Regions from separate parts of the Homo sapiens genome. Here region 2 is linked to region 1. Evidence: read pairs that join two places in POLR2A ChIA-PET (ENCODE). Cell type or tissue: OCI-LY7. All regions are shown on one strand. Each heading gives the region's core, and the rest is flanking DNA. Links, peaks and the distances in the headings are about the cores only.

Region 1 (11,162 bases), core at 3,998-8,997:
TTCCTTTGCTGGGCGTGGTGGCTCACACTGGTAATCCCAGCACTTTGGGAGGCTGAGGTGGGCGGATCACCTGAGGTCAGGAGTTTGAGACCACCCTGGCCAACATGGTGAAACCCCGTCTCTACTAAAAATACAAAAATTAGCTGGGTGTGGTGATGAGTGCCTGTAATCCCAGCTACTCGGGAGGCTGAGGCAGGAGAATCTCTTGAACCCAGGAGACAGAGGTTGCAGTGAGCCGAGATCATGCCATTGCACTCCAGCCTTGGTGACAGAGTGAGACTCCATAAAAAAAAAAAAGAAAAAGAAAAGATTTCCTTTTTCCATCCAAAGAAAAAAAAATCTTGTGTTTGCAACTTATAAAGAATTTATATAAAGCCTTTCTGGGAAAAATGGACTCACTGGATTTCAATCGACTTGTTTCATTTTATAATTCTCCTTTGGCTGAAAAATCCATTCCTTGTAAGAAAGATAAGGAAAGTTCAAAAACAAGGGTCGATTCCATAAAGACGAATGTGATCTGGGGCATTTACCTTCAATTTGGGTCATTTTTCCATAGGCCTTTTAAAAAAAATAAAATAGCACTGATCCCATTGAAGGGCCCTAAGCACTATCGTACTTTATTGGCCTGAATGTTGCTAACACAGGAAGGTAGGACAGAGCTAAATTATTTTTTTCTACCACATGGAGGCATTGAACAACCATGTGATTTTCAAAATTTATCAAGACTTGGTAAGAGTCTAATGTTGTCTCAGGCAAGGGCAAAAAGGTTGATTTGATGTCCACAAAAGGATAGTGATTAGTATGAAAGTACTCTTCTCAGTTTATAATGTAGCATCTCCTCTGTAGGACCTATTTTTTAAACAAACTAGCCTTCTTCAACTTTCTATACATTGATCACACAAGAATAGACTATATTAGAATATGTAGGATTATAATTTGAGCAGTTTGGTTCATTAGTCTCTGAAACCTTTTCCTGAATTGAACACTCTTCCAGTTTACTGAAATTTGGAGGAATAAAATAGTAGGGAATAAATATTTTTATTTCATGTTCTTAATTATCTATTGTGAAACTTTTAAAAAATATCAACTTCTCCACAGTTCCATGGTGTGGCAAATCTATAGTCAAGGATCCAATTTGAATCCAAAATTTACCTCAATAATTGTAAACCCCAGAAGCAATTGGCAGCAAAGATACCAATCTCGACTTGCTAAGCCTACAGGACAAGTTCTGTCTTTGCCACTGATTGAACTCATGGCTGTGCCTCAAATAAATTAATCAACAAATATTTATTAATTAGTCTGTGTAGGCTAAGTACAGTGCTAAGTGCTATGACAGATGTAAAAAGTTGTTTCTTTTTTTTCTTTTCTTTTTAGAGACAGGGTCTTGCTCTGTCACCCAGGCTAGAGTGAAGTGGCTCAATCATAGCTCGCTGTAACCTCAAACTCCTGGGATCAAGCAATCCTCTTGCTTTGGCCTCCCCAGTGGAGTCACTGGGATTACAGGCATGAGCTACCACACTGGACCCAAGATGTAAAGAGTTCCAAGAGGTACCCTCTGGCCTCCAGTAAGGACCAGAGGAAAAGGGATTAGAGCTGAGCCTAGAACGACAAGTAGGGCTTGGGAAAATGAAGAGACATTCTCAGGTATTGAAATGACGTTGAAAATGATGTGGAAAAACATCAGACCTGAAATAGACTATTATTAAAATATAAAATTACATATATATAAATTATAAACTGTAAAATATATTATCAAAATAGTATTTTATTAGAAACAAAAAGAAACTGGCCTTTATTCTTTAAAAGCATCACTGGCATGAAAGACAAGGAAAAATTGAGACTTTAGATTAAAGGAGACTAAAGAAGCACAAGAACTAAATATAATATGTGATCCTGATCAGACACTGTACTGAACGGCAAAAAAATTATGAAGAACAGAATTGGGTCAATTGAAAAAATTAGAGTATGGAAGTTAGATTAAAGTATTGTATCAATGTTAAATTTCCTGAAGTTGATAACTATATGAAGAATATTTTTGCTTTTGGGAAATAGACACTGAGCTATGAAGGTGTAAAGGCACGTGATATCTGCAAACTATTTCAAAGAGTTAAAAAATGTTACTAATTGGTAAATCTGGGTAAAGGGTATATGGACGTTTTCTGTATTATTTTTGTGACTTTTCCATAAGTTCAAAACTTAAAAAATATAAATATGTAGTTACCTCAGAGGAAATGAAACGGAGTGGAATGAAGGAGAGATTGCTAACTCATTACATATTTCTGTATCATTTCTTAAAATAAATGTGCATTACTTTAGTATACTTTTAAAATCCAACCACTGAATCTTTAAAGAACAAAAAATATCTATGGAAGCAGAAAAATGCAGAAAGCGATTAGGAAGACCATGAATAGACTAATTTGGTTGAAAGACTCAGAAAACTAAGTGAACAGAGAGGAAGAAGGATGAAAAGTAGGTACCAAGAGCTTGTGGAGGGGCTCAACAGTGAGCTAAGAAGCCTGGATTTCATTACAGGATAAAAAGTACAAGGGATAAACATTACAGGCATTTTAGCCTCTGGGTATTTTAAGAAGATTAGTTTGATAGAAAAGCCAGAAAGGAGTCAAGGAAACCAAGGAAAGACGCCATTGAGGAAGTCTAGGCTTGGGGAAGCAGCTCCTAATTCCTAATTCTCCGTACTTATTTTAATTAATCACTGTTTAATGTTGAAGCTCTGGGAATCTAAGTCCCATGTTAGAGAATTTGTCTGCTTAGAACTGTTTTTAGAACAGTGCTTGGCCCTTAGTAGGCATGCAAGAAAAAGTTAACCAAGGTAGGGAATGAAAGATATCCTTGCCTTTAGTACTATTCCTTTCTTTCTCTTTTCCCCATCTCTTCTGATGTTCCGTGATTCATGCATACATGATTACACCATCAAGCAGTTGACAAGGAACGTGTGGGTGGGTGTTGTTCACTGAAAGAGGGTGGGTGACCCCAAGGTGAAGCCTAAAGTGACCGCCACCCCCCAACCCCCAGCATTGTAAGGAATTAAAGCCTTGACATCAGAGTCACAGAATTCCAAACCGGAAGAACTCTAGAGACCATCAGGTGTTCCCCGTTCTTTTGACAGTTGAAGACACTAAGGTGCAGGAAGAAAGGATGAGTTTTCTGAGGTCAGGCAAGTAGGTAGCAGCAGAACCGAGACCTTTCCCTTGAGGGAACCAAAGTTGACTATGGGGACTTGTGGAATCCACATCTCTATACTTCAAGCATGGAGCAGCAGGCAGGGACTACAGAAGCAAGAGGAAAGCTCCATGGAGGCATGTTCTCATTCTATCTACCCAGCTACTACTGCTTTCCAGGATCTGGGCTGTCTCATAGTCTTTGATGTCCACCCAGTAGTGAGCATTGGGCTGGACACACACACACACACACACACACACACACCCCTTGTTTCCTGAATTACTTAACTGAAAGTTAACCTAAGGCTGGGCGTGGTGGCTCAAGCCTGTAATCCCAGCACTTTGGGAGGCTGAGGCAGGTGGATCACAAGTTCAGGAGTTCGAGACCAGCCTGGCCGATATGGTGAAACCCCGTCTCTACTAAAAATACAAAAATTATCTGGGCATGGTGGCGTGTGCCTGTAGTCCCAGCTACTCCGGAGGCTGAGGCAGGAGAATGGCTTGAACCTGGGACGTGGAGGTTGCAGTGAACCTAGATCACACCACTGCACTCCAGCCTGGGTGACAGAGCAAGATTCCGCCTCAAAAAGAAAAAAAAAAAAAAGAAGCCCACACAGATACTTTCCCAACGTGATTGAGAGGATAGAAGCAAAGATTCCTACATCCCCTTTTCATCTCTGACTTTAGTCATCTTGAAAAGTCTCTTCAGATCTTGGTGAAGTAGTAGGAAACAGGAAAATGGTGAGCGTAATCACTTTGGTTTTGTGGCTGAAACTACACACATCACCACTGGGTTCTCCACAGATTGTCAGGGGCAGAAACTTAAGCAGTATCCTTGCCCCCTTTTCCCCATTGCTTCGTTTTTCTCCACTCCTCCATCCCAGAGAAGAGCCCAGCTCAGGGTAGTTATGAGAATGAACAGACCTGAGTTTTCATACCTGCCTTGCTGCTTACTGGCTACGCATCCTTGGAAAGTTATAAAATCTGCCTGAAACTTTGTTGCTGCATATGTAAAACTGGGAAAATAAAACTCACTTCATAAGGTTTTTTTGAAGGGTAAATGAGAAACATCTGTAAAATGCTTAGTCCTGTTCCTGGCACGGCCTAACTACCCAATAAATAGTAGCTGTTGGCCCGGCGCGGTGGCTCACGTCTGTAATCCCAGCACTTTGGGAGGCCAAGGCAAGGCGGGTAGATCACGAGGTCAGGAGATAGAGACCATCCTGGCTAACATTGTGAAACCCCCGTCTCTACTAAAAATACAAAAAAAATTAGCCGGGCGTGGTGGCGGGCGCCTGTGGTCCCAGCTGCTTGGGAGGCTGAAGCAGGAGAATGGCTTGAACCCAGGAGGCGGAGCTTGTAGTGAGCCGAGATCGCGCCACAGCACTCCAGCCTGGGCAACAGGGCGAGACTCCGTCTCAAAAAAAAAAAAAAGTAGCTGTTACCAGTCCAGTCTAACATGTCTCCTGGCCTAACGTATTGTTTCAACGTTCAGTTCAGCGACCTTTCTTTGGCTGATCCAGAGTTGCTAAGAATGAAAGCTTTAGTTACTACAAGAATGCATGCAGCCGAATCTCACTTATATACTATTTTGTGTTGTTTCCTGCTGGTCAAGAAGTTGCAAGCAAAGGGAGGCCAGGATCCCTGCTGTATTCCAGCTCCACCCCAGTGCCAAGCTCATTCCTGGAGCTGAGTAACCACCTGTTGATTGATTATTACACTGACAAGGGCCCTGAAAGAGCATGAACAAACAGGTAGGTCAGAAAACATCTGGGGTTTGCCCAGAAATGTTCCCCTCTAAATGAGTGAATCAGAATGGCCCATGTACGTGATGCTTCTGCTTAAGTTGTTCTGGAAAACTATCAAGAGAAGGATGTTTTCAAAGGATTTATGTCCATTACTGGAATTAATTCTCTTTCTCTTTAGATGGAAGGATAGTCCAGCCTCTTAGAAATGTTAAATCGAGAGATCTAAAAAACAGCTGGCTGTGAGCAAGTTAGGATTTTCAAAGTTTAAAACACAAAAAAACTTCCCTGGGAAGTTTGTCAATCACAAGGTGGGCAAGTATGGAAAATGTTGGTGAAAATATTTAGGCTTCTTAACAGGCTAATTCTCCTCTGTAAGATTTGCTCATTTATTCTTGGAAGCAATACACCTATCATAATCAGCACTTTTTGTTTGAAAAGGCCATTCTCAGAAACATCTGTGAGTTATTCAGGTTCTTACGTCTAATCTAGAAGAGAGACTTAAGACTGGATAATTTGAGGAAACATTTGCTCTCTTCTTAGGGTTCTTAATTTTTACTATATTGAGGGGTTGAGAGCCACAACTTTTTTTGAAAACAGTTTTTTTCTCGTAATTATAAAAAGTTAAGATTTCTATTCAGAAACCCTCAAATAATAAAAAAAAAAGCCAGTACCCCCAATTTCTCGATCACTCCTTGGTACCAGTGTATCTGTGACTAGTATAGAAAGATAGATGAGGATTCTTTCTAACACTGAGATTTATGTTCCAGTGCTGAGAGTTCACTTGGTTCCAGTTGTGTCTTAGCTTAAAATAAATCTTTGGGGTGGTGGGTTGGTCTATGAGGTATATATTTAAGATGTTATTTTTGGAAACTGCTAGAGAATAAAATGAAAACTTGTGATTTTTCTCAAACTTGGCTTGAAAGTAAAATAAAGATTTTATGAACTGGGAGGTGAATACATTTACTCTCCCCAAACTTTCTCACTTGTAAATGAGTGGCTTAGTGCAGATCCTAGAGTTGGGAATTCAAATCCTATAGATTTTTCTTAGCTCTGTCTCTGCTTGTGAATCAATCTTTACCCAGACTATTAACTATGCTCTGATTTTTTTTAAAGTACTTACAGTTCCAATGTGTTTATATTATAAACCCATATTATTAATTTTATCCTATCATTTATTTATTGCACATCTAAGTGCTACACAGGCCCCCAAACTAGAGAATTTAGGTTTGACCCTTTGTAGGAATGGCTAAAGAGGTTTTCCTTAGGAGTATAAGGTGGGGTGTTTTCTCCCCCTTAAATGTAGGATTTTTGTGTCCTCTCCTCATGAAATGTACATGAACTCCTAATTGTGTAAGATGTGGAAGGCAGAGCTGTGTTGTGTGTCACCATCACCAAATGGACATTTGGATATGGCACTGTGCTGGGTCATGTCCTGAACAACTTTGACACATAACTTCTGCTTTCTAAAATGGTTCTTTTAAATTTTGTTTACTTTTTATTATCAAAAATTTTCAAATCATTTTTTTGCTAAATCATTTTAATGTAAATTATAGATATCAAGATAATTTACCCAGCCAGGCACAGTGGCTCATGCCTGTAATCCCAGCCCTTTGGGAGGCCGAGGTGGGCGGATCACCTGAAGTCAGGAGTTTGAGACCAGCCTGGCCAACATGGTGAAACCCCATCTCTACTAAATACACAAAAATGAGCCAGGTGTGGTGGCATGAGCCTGTAATCCCAGCTACTCAGGAGGATGAGGCAGGAGAATTGCTTGAACCTGTGAGGCGGAGGTTGCGGTGAGCCGAGATTGTGTCACTGCACTCCAGTTGGGCAACAGAGCGAGACTGTGTCTCAAAAAAAAAAAAGATAATTTACCCTTAAATTCTTCAACATGATTTTTCAAAAGCTAGACACACTATTATCACATTTGACAAAACTAGCAATAGGTCCCTGGTATTGTATAAATATTCTGTCCATATTTAATTCTCTAATTTTCTTTTAGGTTCAAATCACTATTCTACTAAAGATCATGAACACTGCTTTTGTTTGTTTTGTCTCTCACTCTGTCGCCCAGGCTGGAATGCAGCAGCACAAACATGGCTCATTGCAGCCTCGATCTCCCAGGCTCAAGTGATCCTTCCACCTCAGCCTCCCAAATAGCTGGGACTACCCACGTGAGCCACCATACCCAGCTAATTTTTGTATTTTTTATAGAGATGGGATCTTGCCATGTTGCCCAGGCTGGTCTTGAACTCCTGGCCTCAAGCAATCCACCTGCCTCAGCGTTCCAAAATGCTGGAATTACAGGCATGAGCCACTACACTGGGCCTGTTATGTTTCTTTTAATTTAGAACAAACCCCAATTATTCCACCTCTTTTGCCTTTCTTTTATTTGTAGCATTGACTTGTTGAAAAGATGTATGGCTAGTTTGTATTGCAGAATGTCCCACATTCTGGATTAGCTTGATTGTTTTTCTACACGCTACCATTTAACATGACCCCTCTATCTCTTTTTTTTTTCTAGTTTTTTTCTTTTTTTTCTGCAACCTTCTCTTTTGAGGAACTCTATCTCTTCTATGTCTTATAATTTAGGGTTTCATAGTAAGGCGTGATTCGATGCCAGTTACACATTTTTGGCAAGATAGTCAAGTCATAGCATAAGTGACACTGTGTATGTCCCATTGTATCACATCAGGAAGTGATGACTGCTTGCCACTTAAAAACCGTCTCTTGAGAAGGAGCAATATCTACCATTTCTCATTTGTCTTACCACCACTGGAGCTGAAGCTGGAACTGTGAACATCATTTAGCCTCTTTTATCAGTTTTCTATGAGAGACAAAACTAATACTAGTCTCTCTAACTTCACAAGGTATGATAAAAACCACAGGAGACGATGACAGCAACATCATAATAACACCACCACCAATACCTATCATTTATTGAGCAATCACTATGTCAAGCCCTGTGCAAGAGCTTGCCACTCACTATTTCAGCTAATCCCCACAATAACCATGAGAGATGAGTACTATTATCACCTCCATTGTATAGGTGAGGATACTGAGCCACAGAGAGTTCAAGCAACTTGGCCAAGGTCAAACAGCTGGTAAGAGGGGGAGGTGGGATGGAAAGCCAGCCAGCCTGGCTGCAGAGACTCCGTAGGAAATCGTATGTATCATACAAAAGTAAAGCAATGACCCAGAAGTACCAGTTGTTGTATTAGAGGATGGAGAAGACATTTTTATTTTGTTTTTCTCTGTTTTTCAGACTTCCATTGCTGCTACTGTATTACTTTAATAACCGTAAAACAAATAGGTACTTAAAGTGAGACATGCAATATGAATATAAAGTAACAATCAGAATCATTTATTAAGTACCTGCTCTAGTGGTACTGACAACAGAATAAAAGGAATCACATCAACAATAATAAAAAAAAAACTTTGCCTAGAGGCAAATAGACATAGGAACTAACACCATAAACAGTTATTCTATGCTTTCTTCTTTACAATTCTACTCCTTTTGTCCTGTTTGACATATGGCTCACTTCATAAAAATGTTTAAATATTGATTTCCAAATAGCTTTAGTTGGTCCTAAAACAATATTAAGGGACCATGTGGTTCTGGAAGGATCCATTCTGCTGTTTCTGTTTTTAAAAAAAAGTCCTTTTTTTTTTAAAGGATTTTTTTTAATCTTGGTTTTTGAATCAAGATGGTTGGTCAATTATACCCAAACAAAGTGACCATGCAATTTCTTTATTTTAATTTTATTATTTATTTATTTAATTTATTATTATTATTTTTTGAGATGGTGTCTGCTCTGTCACCCAGGCTGGGGTGCAGTGGCACGATCTCAGCTCACTGCAGCCTATGACTCCTGGGTTCAAGCCATTCTCCTGCCTCAGCCTCCCTAGTAGCTGGGACAACGGGTGCACGCCACCATGCCCCACTAATTTTTGTATTTTTAGTAGAGACAGGGTTTCACCATGTTGGCCAGGCTGGTCTCAAACTCCTAACCTCAGGTGATCTACCCACCTTGGACTCCCAAAGTGTTGGGATTACAGGTGTGAGCCACCAGGTCCGGCCACAGTTTCTTTTTTAAAGGTTATGTTTACGGTATCTAAAGAGACACTGCCCAATGTGCCCTCTGTGTTAACCTCTTAGATGAGCATCGGTCTTCTCCAAGGTGTGAAATCATACTTGGCAAACAGTATCTGAGCCCCTAGAAACCTCAGCCAAAGCCATCATGTTTTATGCCCACACACGGTAAAGATAGCTGTGAATACTGTGTGCATTCCCCAGAAGCTCTTTGCCACTAAAGTCACTAAGAGGTTTTTTTTCTCCTGCCTTCCCCTTCTGTTTCAACTATTAGAAATATAAAATGTTTAATTTGGTAGCTGTAATAGTCCTAATCCTGGAAATATTTATTATGACTTTATATGAAAGCCATTAAGACCTTTGAAATCAATTTAAAAATATATACATCACCCATTGGAGGAAGGAAACCAAACTCCAAAGATCAGCAAGCTATGGTAAGGTAACTAATGATATGACAAAATTTAAAAATCAGAACTGTCTTTTATGATGCCTAAATGGCTATAAGAGAAAAAAAGTGGTTTCATGAAATTTCATATAGCTTATTTCTACTCAAAAGCTTCTAAACATTATCTTTGGGTGTGGGTTTGTACAGTGTTAATACTAGCTGATACATACTGTTTTCTTACTAGTTCTGAGCACTTCACCTGCACTGTTTCACTTAATCAGCCCTGTAAGGTAGCTGCATTTATTATCCCCAATTTACAGATGAGAAGACTGAGGCTTAGAGAGGTTAAGTAGTTAAACCAAGTCACATGGAGGTTAGGCAGCAGAGTCAGGACTATCTGACTCCAGAGCCCAACCTCCCAGCTGCGCACAGATGACAATAAATAATGAAAACAATTTTCATCAACTGAATTTCAAACTCGAAAAAGATGCAAACTCAAAACCTAGTAGAATGCCTTTTGCTAAACCCAGAACTACACAACACGAGGAATTGAGTTATAAAATGCAGTTTTAGAAGCTGGAACTCAAACTCCTGTTTCCTGCATCAGCAGTGGAAGAGAATTCTTGCCACTCCCAGAGGTTTTCTCTCCTTCTCACTCCCCTGGGTAGTCTGTGGGCATTATTCATGAAGATGCTCACAGCCGCCCTGGTGTCTACAGCTGCTCTGCACCCCGCATTGCCCTTTCCGCCTCCCCCCTCAAGGCTCTGGCAGGCAGTGAGTGTGTCTTCTTTCCCATCGCCTTGGGTTTCAGCCAGGAGTCAATCAATAAATATTTGTTGAATGAATAAATGAATGAATGAGTGAATGAATAAACAGCTGTCAAACTAGCCACAGAAGAGAAAGTCAGCAGAGGTACATAAATAGTAAGCTGGTCGCCTAAAATAGCCTGACCAGAATGTAAATTCCACCAAACTTCATGTTAAGTTGGGGAACATTTATTCTGTACCAGATATCATGTTATCTTTTTCATATTTCAAACTTGGTTTCCTCAGTATTATTCAACACTTCACTTTCTGTGTGATTGGGTCAAGTCACTTCATCTCCCTGGTCCTTGTTTCCTCAGTTATAATATGATGCTATGAAGCCATGCCTCACGGGCTGCACTAAGGATCAAATAAGGTCACGTTGTGGGTAGGAGGGGGTGCTCTGTAAACTATACAGTGCCTTTGGATGCTGTCATCATCATGCATTTATTGGCCCCTGATATTTGTAGTCTTTGTACATCTAGTTGGGCGGGCCTAAATGCATTGTTCAAGAAGGAGAGCATTAGGTCGGGCGCAGTGGCTCACACATGTAGTCCCAACACTTTGGGAGGTCAAGGCGGGTGGATCACCTGAGGTCGGGAGTTCGAGACGAGCCTGACCAACATGGAGAAACCTCGTCTCTACTAAAAATACAAAAAAAAATTAGCCAGGTGTGGTGGCACATGCCTATAATCCCAGCTACTCTGGAGGCTGAGGCAGGAGAATCGCTTGAACCTGGGAGGCAGAGGTTGCAGTGAGCTGAGATCGCGCCATTGCACTCCAGCCTGGAAAGCGAGTGAAACTCATCTCAAAAAAAAAAAAAAAAAAAAAAAAAAAGGAGAGTATTCTGGAAAAAATTCAGGGGTCCCTGATGCCACTCATGGGAACAAAACAAAACTATAGCCTGAGAAGGACTTTCATGATGCCAGGCTGCGGCAGGTGGACCACAGCGCA
Region 2 (11,162 bases), core at 3,164-8,163, 350 kb after region 1:
CAACCATGTAATACCATATTTCATTGACTATAAAATAAGGTGCACCATCACTTTACAAACCACTGAGAAAAGCTCACTAAATTAGGCTGTAATATAGTGATTTCTTATCACACAAAAATTATATTACTCTTCTTGAAAGGGGTCTCTTGATAAGTGTAACAGTCATGTTTGCTATATATCACACTTGAGCACAAAGAAAGGATTACATGAACAAAAAAAGAATTACTAAAACTTCTTCACACTTGGAGTTTAATTCTTCTGAATCATTTTTCAGCTCAGAGATAATTGTTTTTCCACAAAATGTAGTCCTTTGTGCCATCAAGAGCATTGTTGAGGTAGTGTATCTTGAAATTTCTCTCCACAACTGCCCCTGGAATTTTCTTCCAAACTGCTGACATTCTTTTTGCAAGATTTTTAAAGAATGCATAACTACAACTAACTCACAATAACTACTTGTCCCAAAGTAATTGATATCAGAAAGGTTAAAATATGTAAAAATAGGCTTCTTAGAACTGATGAGATACAATAACAGGGCTCCTGATGTTGGGACAAAATGCTTTTCTTTCACTTCCTTTCACCCATCTAACTATTCATTCCTCAAATAGTTATTAATCACCTAATATGTGACACAGGCACCAAGGGACAGGGCAGTGCACAAACAGGTAATGACACTACTCTCAGGGAACTTACATAGAGACTGGCATTAATTAAATAAACACAGAAAATTAATATAAAACTACTACTGTTGTAAGTACTGAAAAAAAGATGCACATCATTTAGTAACATATGGCTGATCTGACCTAGTCAGGGAAATCAGATAATACCTAAGGAAAGCAGGGAGAATGAAATGTGTCAGGCAGAGGAAACAGCATGTAAGGACTGTTTTGCATGGATAACTGCACTGGGGAAAGGGAAATCCCAAACTTTTTGAGGCCTATTACAATTGAGTTCTAAACTACACCAATACTGGGGGACCTGAAATGCCAGCACGCTCTTCTGGTCAGAGTGAGGGTTTATGGAGGCCAATTAATTAATAAAGTTTTGACCCAAGTCTCGGGAACTACAGAGAAGAGCACTATCAAAGACTTAAAGATGCAGGGGTGGTGGTCCTCACCATATTCTCTTTCTATACCTTTTATGACCCTACGGATAAAAAAAAAAAAAAAAAAAAACCAAACAGACGGATAATGAATAACTGTAACCTTAAACTGGTAGAATCCCCAGTAGTAACTGGCATGCCAGATATGGTATCAATTTGGTACTCAGCTACTGATATGGTGAATGCTTTCTTCTCAGTCCCTATCAGTAGGGAAGATGAAAGGCAGGTAACTTTCACAATGGCAAAGAGACCATAATATCCTTCCCCAGGGCAATGTTAACTCTTACGATCTCACTCAAAATTCAGTCAGCCGGGATATCTTCACATTCCATTATATTCATGATAGCATACTAACTGCATCTGGTTAGCACAAAATGGAAAGTACCCTAGCCAGCTTAAGTAAAATACACATAGCAGACATTTCACAAAAATTAAGGGTTATGGGCACACACTGCCAAACTTTTTAAGGAGTTCAGGGCTCCAGGCCATGCTGAGAACATCCTCTTTAAGGTAAACAAGTTTTTGCATCTCTCAAATCTACTGTTAAGAAAAAGGTGGACCTTCTTTGATCCTGGAGGCTGTATATTTATATGCAGTACTTTTAACACCGTTTTGATCCATTTATCAGAGACCCCGAAGGATGCCAGTTTCAAGAGTGACCGAGTGTGATAAAGAAGACTCTGTAGCAGGTCCCAGCTATGGTGCATCTGTGACCAATGGATCTCATGGTACAAGACCTATTTTTTTTCTCTGTTTAAGAAATGGGGTCTCTCTCTGTTCCCCCAGGCTGAAGACCTATCATTGACGGATAAAAATGCTGTGGAGTCTCTGGCAAGCACCAAAAGAGAAGTCACAATGCTGATCCTTGGGGTTCAGTGGCAGAGAAGAACTTTCTGCTAGAAAAACAAATCCTAGTATGTTACAGGGCCCTAAGAGAATTTGCATGCCTCACTATGTGCCAACAAATAAGTCTGTGACTTAAAGTACCCACTGAGTAGCAAGACGGGCAGAGAAACAACCCGTTGTATGATGGAAATGGTATATTTGGGATTAGGCACAGGCACATTCAGGAGGCATGAAAAAATTACATTCACAGGTAACTCAGACTCCCACATCACTAACGCCTTTCTCCTTCATGACCAACTGTCAAGGCAAAAAGGATTTCCGATCTAGCCAAATATGAACTGCTGTTGCACTGCAGCCTTATTCAGGAGCAGACCTAAAGAACTGTGGTAAAAGAAGTTTGGCAGATGAGAACAACCGGAGCAGTATATGTGGTGGTCATCCATTTCAAATGGAGGGAGAAATGACCTGAGCTACAGATATACTCTGATTCATTGGCAGTGGTAAATGGTGTCTGGCTGTTTGATCAGGGGCCTAGAAAACAACAGTGAAAGATGATGTGATAAGGAGGTCTGGAAAAATGAATTGGGCACAAATCAGGGGCATTTGTGTGTCTCACAATAACTACCAGGAGGTATCTACCAAAATGGAGCATGTCAACATGTGTGTTGTCTAATATCAACAATGAGGTGAATAGGATACTTTATTCTATGGCTGTCAGCCAGCCTTCCACTTGGGCCACCACAGAGTTGACATAGTGAGCCCATAATAGAGTGGCCAAGGTGCTTCCTCTCACCAATGTTGAAAAGCTATTGCTAAATGCGTAAACTGCCAATGAAAGAGACTGATGACAACCACTCAATATGACATCATTACTCAAGGAAACCGATCACTTGGCATAAGATTACATGGGAGTGGGGAGGTAGAGGGAGTAAAAGAGTTGGTGGCAGGGTGGCAATGATTTGTCTTTACAGAATTAATACCTAATCTGAACATGGATTTAGTTCCAGCTCCCAATACCTCTGCTACCACCACCATTCCAGGGCTTATAAAATAACTGATCTATCAACATGGCATCCCACCAAACACTGTCTTAGGCCCAAAGTACCCATCTTATAACTAAAGAAGTATGACAATGGGCACATCCCCTTAGAATCCATTTGCTTTACCGTACACTCCATTCACAAATAACAGCTGGCCCAATAGGTAGGCAGAATAGCCTATTAAAAAATATCAGCTGAAGAGACATCTTGAAGATGACTTCCTGCAGTGTTGGAGCACTGCCCTCCAGGGTATGGTATATGCATATGCATTGAAGCAATGGCCATTACAGGGTGCTGTGTTATAAACAGCTTCAATACTTAGGTCTGGGAACTGAAGGATGACAGTAGGGTTGACTTTGTGAAACTTGTGTTTTCTACCCATCCTACTTTCATCTCTACTAAGGTAGAGGTTCTGACTTCCAGATGGGGTTAAGGGGTGATTGTTTCCACCAGTGGACATGTAAGAGTTCCAATAAACTTGAAGATCTGACTATACTGCTGGGATACTTTGAATTCCTCAAGCCAGTACATCAGTAGAAAAAAGGGAGTCAGGTTACTGCTAGGAATATTCAATCTGGACCACCACAAGAAGCAAAGACTGCAGCTACACAATGGGGGAAGAAGAAATATGTCCAGAACTTGAGAGATTCACTGGGGTATCTCGTGGTGCTTCCATAGCCAGCGGTTACAATAAATGGGATATTTCAACAACCATGGATCAACAACAGCAAGGCAACTAAGGGCTCAGACATTTGAGGGACATAAGTCATATTTTATTTCAGCAGGCAAGCAACACAAGCTGGCAAAAAAAAAAAAAAAAACAAAACTGGTGAAGAAAACCTAAAATGAGTGATAGAAGATGTGTATCAATTACTGCCTCACGGTCAGCTGCAGCAGAAGGGACTGTAATTTGTTTCTCTAACTGTCCCGTCTAAAGTCTTTCGGACAGTGTGGCAGGGCTCCACCTTGAAGGGGATTCAGTTACTGATTGCACATAACCTCTGATCTCAGGGATGAAGTGAAGGCATCTTATTCTCACAAAAATGGAGGCCTCATATCGTAGTATGGAAGCTACGTATAATGTAGAGCCTGAATGGATCTCAGTGGTTAAAGGGGTGTATTATACTGGGCATCTTTTATGCATCATTCAGATCTTCTCAACCTTACTTGTATCTTAGTCCAGCTGTCTAACCAGCACCAATTTCACATAGGTACATCTGACAGTTCCCTGCCTCATGCCTCGGGGGGCAGTTCTTGCCTTGTACTCTATGGCATCTGCGTTGACGCTGCTTTGGATTCCCCACTTGCATACCCCCATGGAGGAATTAATATACTGAAAGATGAATCTTTGGCCAATGGGAGACAGAAACTAATGAAAAAATTCTTCCTCCTTTCTTCTCTCACAAGGTACAGTCTTAAAGCACAGTTTATGAGAGTTTTCAGGAACGAACCTACAGGACTGAGTGGTGGCAGGTACCACAATAGCTTATCCATGTATTGACTCTCCACCCCTACCAAACCATATTCTCCTTGTTTCTCACTCTACTTCTTGGGATTATGTTCCCTAATAAACAGCACATGCTGCTCTGCTTCCGGCTCTTCTTAGTGGGGAAGCTGAGCTAAGACAGATCTAATAGTCTGTGGTGCCTTTATGATATTTGAGGTCATTCCTCTGGAGTTCAGAGGTGGTAAGTGAAACCACAGGCAGAGATGAGATCACTCAGAGGGAAAGACAGAGTAGGAAGAGAAAAGAGAAGAAGACCTAACACTTGGTCCATTAATGGCCACGAGAGGGATAATGGCCAGAAAAGAAGAATGCTGTGTGGCCAGAGAGGTGAGTAGAAAACTGGAAAGTACTGTTGTTATTGTGAGGGAGTTTAGTAGGGGACACAGGTAATATACATCTAATATACAAGCTGTTAATTTTAAATTACTAAATTTGGTTCAATTATTAATATAGATATTTGATATATTATCAAAGAAAATTAAATAATACATACTGCAAACAAAGTAGTGATGGAGGAAGTTTTTCAAACCACATTCCTCTGAGGGGAAACCCCAGGCAGAGCTACAGGAAAGCAGAAGAATCAGTAACCACGCCCCCTTATCTATGCATCTCTGGAAGGCAAACTGGTAGTGGATACAGACTGAGGAAAGGATGATCTGGCTGGCTAAGTTATTCACTTACAAAATTCTACCTTTTGAAAATTTCTTTTGGATTTTAAAAAACGCTCTGACATCAAAAAATAAAAGCTCATAAAACAGGCTTTTATAAGATCTTATAGAAAACAACACAGAAAGCTCAGTGCCTTATGTAAGGCATTTTAATTTAGTATACTTAAAACTATACTTCATAGTAAGACTTTCTTCCTTACACATAGGAGGGCATAAGAGTTCATAAAAATGCTTTATATGTCTTTACGAACACTTAGGATCAGAAGACAGATCTTAATACTTGGAATTAATCACAAGATTAAGGTATGAAATATCACCCTCTCTTACAAGAAGCCAGACAAGTCCTTTTTGGGGGGTTGGGTGGGAGATTAATGCTATATACCCATCAGTAGCAGGATTCATTTTTTTTTTTAAATTTAGAAATGTTTTGGTATTCTCCTTAAGTTCATTAAAACTTCTCTTTAGTGCATTTAGTTTGGTGTAAATAAAAGGATCAGTTCTGCCTGATCTTCACCCTGATTTCCTGTCTGTTTCAGTTAATATTCCTTATCCTATTGTTACTAATGTTTAATGAGGTCTTTATTAAAATATACATATGTTCTTTTACTCCCAGATTTTATTTTTGTAGCATGTATTACACAGGCCACATAAGTCCAAAGTTACAATCAACAATATAAAAGTCACAGAACTAAAATCTAAATTTCTAACTAACAATATGAACACTAGGGAACTTCAATTTAAATCACAAAGCAAGGCTTTGTAATAACATTCTTAAAGTACTTAAATAAATATGAAACGTCTTTGAATATAAGTGGTACACCAAAAGCAAATGTGTTTTAAACGACCCAAATGAAGAGTTTCATTTTCTGACACTGCTTTTGGTAATTAAAAAAAATGATATATTTAAAATAGTTAGCTCATAATATCACCTAAAGTGTTGTACAGTTAACAACTTCCTTTCAAAAATAATAGCATAAAGCAATACTGAATACGCTATAACTTAAAGATGAGACAGAATCAATGCTACCTGTCAGCAGTGCTAGAGGCCTGCCCCAACCACATGACTATTAGGAACAAGTCAGTGAGCTCCTCTAACAAAGTCTGTGCTTCAGAGATGGTGGCATCTCCTCCACACATTAAGTTTCCTTACCCAATTCTTTTTTTTTTTTTTTTGAGACGGAGTCTCGCTTTGTCGCCCAGGCTGGAGTGCAGTGGCGCGATCTCGGCTCACTGCAAGCTCTGCCTCCCGGGTTCACGCCATTCCCTGGCCTCAGCCTCCCGAGTAGCTGGGACTACAGGCGCCCGCCACCATGCCCAGCTAATTTTTTTTTTTTTTTTTTTTTGGATTTTTAGTAGAGACGTGGTTTCACTGTGTTAGCCAGGACGGTCTCGATCTCATGACGTCGTGATCTGCCCGCCTTGGCCTCCCAAAGTACTGGCTGGGATTACAGGCGTGAGCCACTGCGCCCGGCCTTCCTTCCCCAATTCTTTGATAGATGCTCACTTCACAGGTACAATTGTTGCCTGCCAACCTTGCAGGGTGGATATTAGTTTTCATCTGATGCTTCAGAATACCCAAGTGACACAACACCAGGTCAAATGATTTTAGTGGTTTGCAAGTCGGTGTAAAAACCCCAGCTCTTTTGTACTGGAGCTCAGTATCCAAACAGCCCATTCTCTCTTTAGAATTCTAACTAAAATGTCAGTGGCAAGGGATTTTTAAAATAGCCCCTAGGTGTTTCAAGTTTCCTGTGCTTGTTTCAGCAGACTACTGACCCTGCCTACTCACAATAAGCGAGTCTCTTAGGATTTAAATATACAGCTACATTGCCGTAACAAGAACCAGTTACAGGAAGAGCAGGAAAAAAAGTTGGGGGGACAAACTGGCAGGAAATGACTTCAGGACACTTTTTTTCTTTTTTTTTAAATCCAAGTCAAAGAATAACTCAGCTCTTTACAGTTATTTAAATCTGAAAACTATTTCCCTGAAAATGAAATTTCTAAGTAATATACAAATCAACTTAACTAGACTGAAACATTTAGGCTGATCTTACTTTATCCTTTTTCTCAGTATCTTACCTAACGGTTCTATATTTCAAAGCCTGACAGATTTGTTTGGCTGGCATGATCTGACCACTTCCTTTCTATCGAGAAATACAATTTTCTCTTTTGTTGCTGAAAGATTTCTGTTCACGCGTATGAACGTGGGTCCGTTTACAGATTTTGAAGTGTAAATGTTAACATGGAGATAATGCAGGTCAGTATTTTACATCTTATTAGATATCTATATAAAGAAGATAAGATAGCCGGGTACAATGGCCCATGCCTGTAATCTCAGCACTTTGGGAGGACGAGATGCAAGGATTGCTTGAGTCCAGGAGTTTGAGACCAGCCTGGGCAACATAGTGAGACCCCATTATTTTTCCTTTTTTTCTTTTGAGACAGAGTCTCACTCTGTCACTCAGGCTAGAGTGCAGTGGCGTGATCTTGGCTCACTGCAACCTCCGACCCCTGAGTTCAAGCGATTCTCCTGCGTCAGCCCTCCGAGTAGCTGGGATTACAGGCACCTGCCACTGCACCTGGCTAATTTTTGTATTTTTAGTAGAGATGGGGTTTCACCATCTTGGCCAGGCTGGTCTTGAACTCCTGACCTCGTTCGTGATCCACCCACCTCGGCCTCCCAAAGCACTGGGATTACAGGCGTGATACACAATGCCCAGCCTCTTTTTTTTTTTTAATATAAAAAATTTAAAAAGATAAGAATGTCTACAATGAATAAGTATAGCTTCTCTGGCTTCACTGATAGTATAATCTTGATGTCAGGTAGGTTTCTTGTTCCTCAAACTGTATAGGTTAAAACACAAAATGGGCTAATAATGGACAGCACTATGGTACTTTAGTTATACATCTGGATTGAGGAATGGAGTGAGAAATACAATGCGTTTTCGCTGAAAGTGTTTAAACTACTTAAATACATTAAAATAAAAATAAACACATTAAAATAAAAGGTTATCTATCTTTCCATTGTTATAAGATGTGGGTTCCAAAGCACTTGAGGGATGGGATGGAGACAGCTGCTCAAGGACAAGCTGGAGAAAGTTCATTATAAGAGTATGTATAATTCATTCCAGACCTCTCAACGTTCTCTCTCATAATCTCTTTGGGGTCCTAGAGACTTTGGGCAGCTAGCCATCCCCAGGGCTCACTTGCTTAAAATTCAAATCCCATTTCCCAGATCTCCCTTAATCCAAACACTTATCCATAAGAAGTTCTAAAACAATTCTAGGGTTAAGACATGGAGGAGGAGGGGTGCCTCTGAGTTTGACAGTATCTCTTAGCGCAGGTACTATAACACACACCCTTTATTCCTTTAGTCCTTGGATTCCTGGCATCTGCCAGTAACCCTATGTGATGGCCAGTCAGGAAGGAAAGCAGTCACACAGTTTCCTTTTGCAGTGCACAGGAAGAATACGCATGAAGGGAAAGTCTCAGGTTAGCCTTCCCCTGTACACATAACAGTATTTTTTAAAAATCACATGTTAAAAGCAAAACATCATGAATTCAATGTCAAGAAATTGAAACATTTCTTTGAATCAACTTATTTATAAGTATTATTGAGTTCCTGTTCCAAATTTTGCATTCTACTCTGATTTTCTTGTATATAAAAATGATCACTCAATTACTTAGGGGCAAATCTAACAATATTCATGCCTTCCTTAAAATAAAGACAACAATAGTTAACCATTATGTAGTGTGTTGAGTAGTATTCAAATATCCTTGCAAAGAAGCCACAAACCTTATCAGAATACTAATATGTTGTTATCAGAAAATTTGTAGTGATGGTGGTAACCTGACAATCATAAACCCACAGTAATTCTGATTCTTTTATGGTTTCAATATGAATACAGCTGAAACCAAATATTTTAATTTATGAACTATGTTAAGTTTCTCTTTTCCATTTATATGTGGGATGGACCACATGCAGCAATATCTAATTTAGTAAATATTTCAAGCATATATCAAACCATGATGCATAAAATATAATGAAAAGGAAAAATATTAATACTTTAATTATTACTCAAGAAAGAACACATGACTAAGCTGTCACCAACTGCCTATCATAATGCTATAAAACTTACTTAGGACCAACTAATAAAAGCTCAAAAACCGTACAACTACTGAAAATGTCTAGTATATAACTTGAGAACATCTGTCCCTTTTAATTCAAACCTTTTCAAATTTAAGTTCAAGGAACTTCTATCACTACAGAAAATACAGAAATGTATCATCTAATTTTGAGTACTATTTCTGCCAATCCTTTGCTCAAACCTTCCACAGGCTCCTATGGAATAAAGCTGATGTTCTGGTTCTGGTACCCTAAATCCTCCATAATTTGGACCCCCTCACTTCAGCCTTATTTCCTCTTGCTCCAGCATGAGGAAATCTTTTCTCTAGAGAACCTGAATTCCTGAACCTTCTCAACTCTGCACCTTTACTTTTGCTCTTTCTGAAGCTTGTCTGGAACACCTTTCTTGCTTTACTCACTGAAGTCCCACCTGAATCAAGTTAAAATGCTTTACAGAAACCTGTACTGGTTCATGTTTGTGATCCTACAATCTGAGCTTAGACACTGGCATGAAATGATGCTCTTCAAATCTGCTGAATTAATCTGACTCTAAAGCCAATTTAAGACCATACAATAGTCTGCCCCTCACTGTTCCAACTTGGTCATTTCCAGTAACTGATCTTTGTAGTCACTGTGCTCATACTGCATTTACTGCCCACACTGAGGGTGTTTAAAACTTGCTGATTTCATGGAATCTCTGTGTTTTTCTCATGTTAATCAAATAAGTGGCCACCTGTCCTGTGTGCGGCACACAATGCTGAGGATGCAGAGATGCAGGATGACCTTTTCTGTGAGAACATATACACAATCTACGATACAAGTATCACACAAAGAACCAAAAGGACGTAGAAATCCAAAGGAGGAGGGAGTGCCTGTCTGACGGAAACATGCCAGACACTATACAGAAGCAGTGAGGTTCGATTCTACTGTCACAAGGAAAGTGTTCATGGTGATTCAGGGCCTCCGGCATTCCTCTCCTTTCTGAGCTCCTATAGTACTTACGTTTTACACTACTTCTTTTACCCTTAATGATGAAGATGAAGGTCAGAAACTGATTGCATTTGCTGAGCAATCACTATATGCCAGAGATTCTTATAATTAGCACTTTACATGATATTAATGCATTTAACTGTCACAAAAACCTAATCTATTAAAATACTCCTGGATTTACAGATTAGCAAACTGTGGCACAGAGAAATTAAACATCTTGGAAAAATTACACAGGTATTAAGTGGGTGGCATGGGACCTACTATGCATGGAAAAGTCAAAAGGGCCAGTTTTAGGTGGCATGGTCAAGGAAGAACTATCCCTATAAATAGTAGTTGCAATGAGACCTGAAAAAAGAGAGTCAGACATGTAAGGATGAGTTTTTCAGGCCAAGTAAACTACAAGGAGAAAGGCCCTGGGATGAGAAAAACCTGGCGTGTGTGGGAAGTGGAAGGAAGGCCAACGTGGCCAGAGTCAAGTGAAAGGGAGAAAGAACAAGAGATGAGCCTCCAGAAGCAGGCAGGGGCCAGCTCACGTATGGCCTGTGGGCCTGGGTTAGGAGTCTGGGTTCTATGTGTACTGATTTACCTTTACACTACACAACTCTTATGTCTTGTTCTCCACAGTGAGAGTGTCAATGGCAGAAACCAGCTATTATTTTTTAAATGTCTTGTAGCACCCAGCTCATAGTATTATGCAAAATACTCTGTGAAACATTCCCTAACTGTGATAAAAATGAGGTGGGTGTAACTGCATGCAGGAGTGGCTGAAATGGTCTAATGTCGGAGATACAAATGGAGAGACAGAGAGGCATTCCAGACCTGTGGTATGCCAGTTTCATGGCTGCAGAGGGGGAACTTAAGACGTTCTAATAAAAATAAGATGGAA

The links. ChIA-PET counts read pairs that join two places held together with the same protein. Peaks named below come from ENCODE experiments on the same cell type or tissue, not always from the same donor. Only the 100,000 strongest peaks of a DNase experiment are listed, where the experiment ranks them.
Region 2: POLR2A ChIA-PET joins it to region 1 with 10 read pairs; 3 of 35 experiments call an interaction of 5 or more read pairs at or near these places.

Annotation. Positions count from the first base shown.
Region 1 is chr3:23,790,442-23,801,603 of GRCh38, reverse strand. No RefSeq gene overlaps it. Among named protein-coding and RNA genes, the nearest start is that of UBE2E1, 9.9 kb to the left of the region's middle. In OCI-LY7, for the core only: no CTCF peak of the experiment used is centred there; no DNase peak of the experiment used is centred there.
Region 2 is chr3:23,436,710-23,447,871 of GRCh38, reverse strand. The region is part of intron 3 of UBE2E2 (ubiquitin conjugating enzyme E2 E2); the gene reads right to left. Among named protein-coding and RNA genes, the nearest start is that of UBE2E2, 240 kb to the right of the region's middle. RefSeq lists a cis regulatory region at 6,312 and an enhancer at 6,228-6,397. In OCI-LY7, for the core only: no CTCF peak of the experiment used is centred there; DNase peaks (open chromatin) are centred at 5,071, 6,921 and 7,291; H3K4me3 peaks cover 1,279 bases; H3K27ac peaks cover 2,268 bases.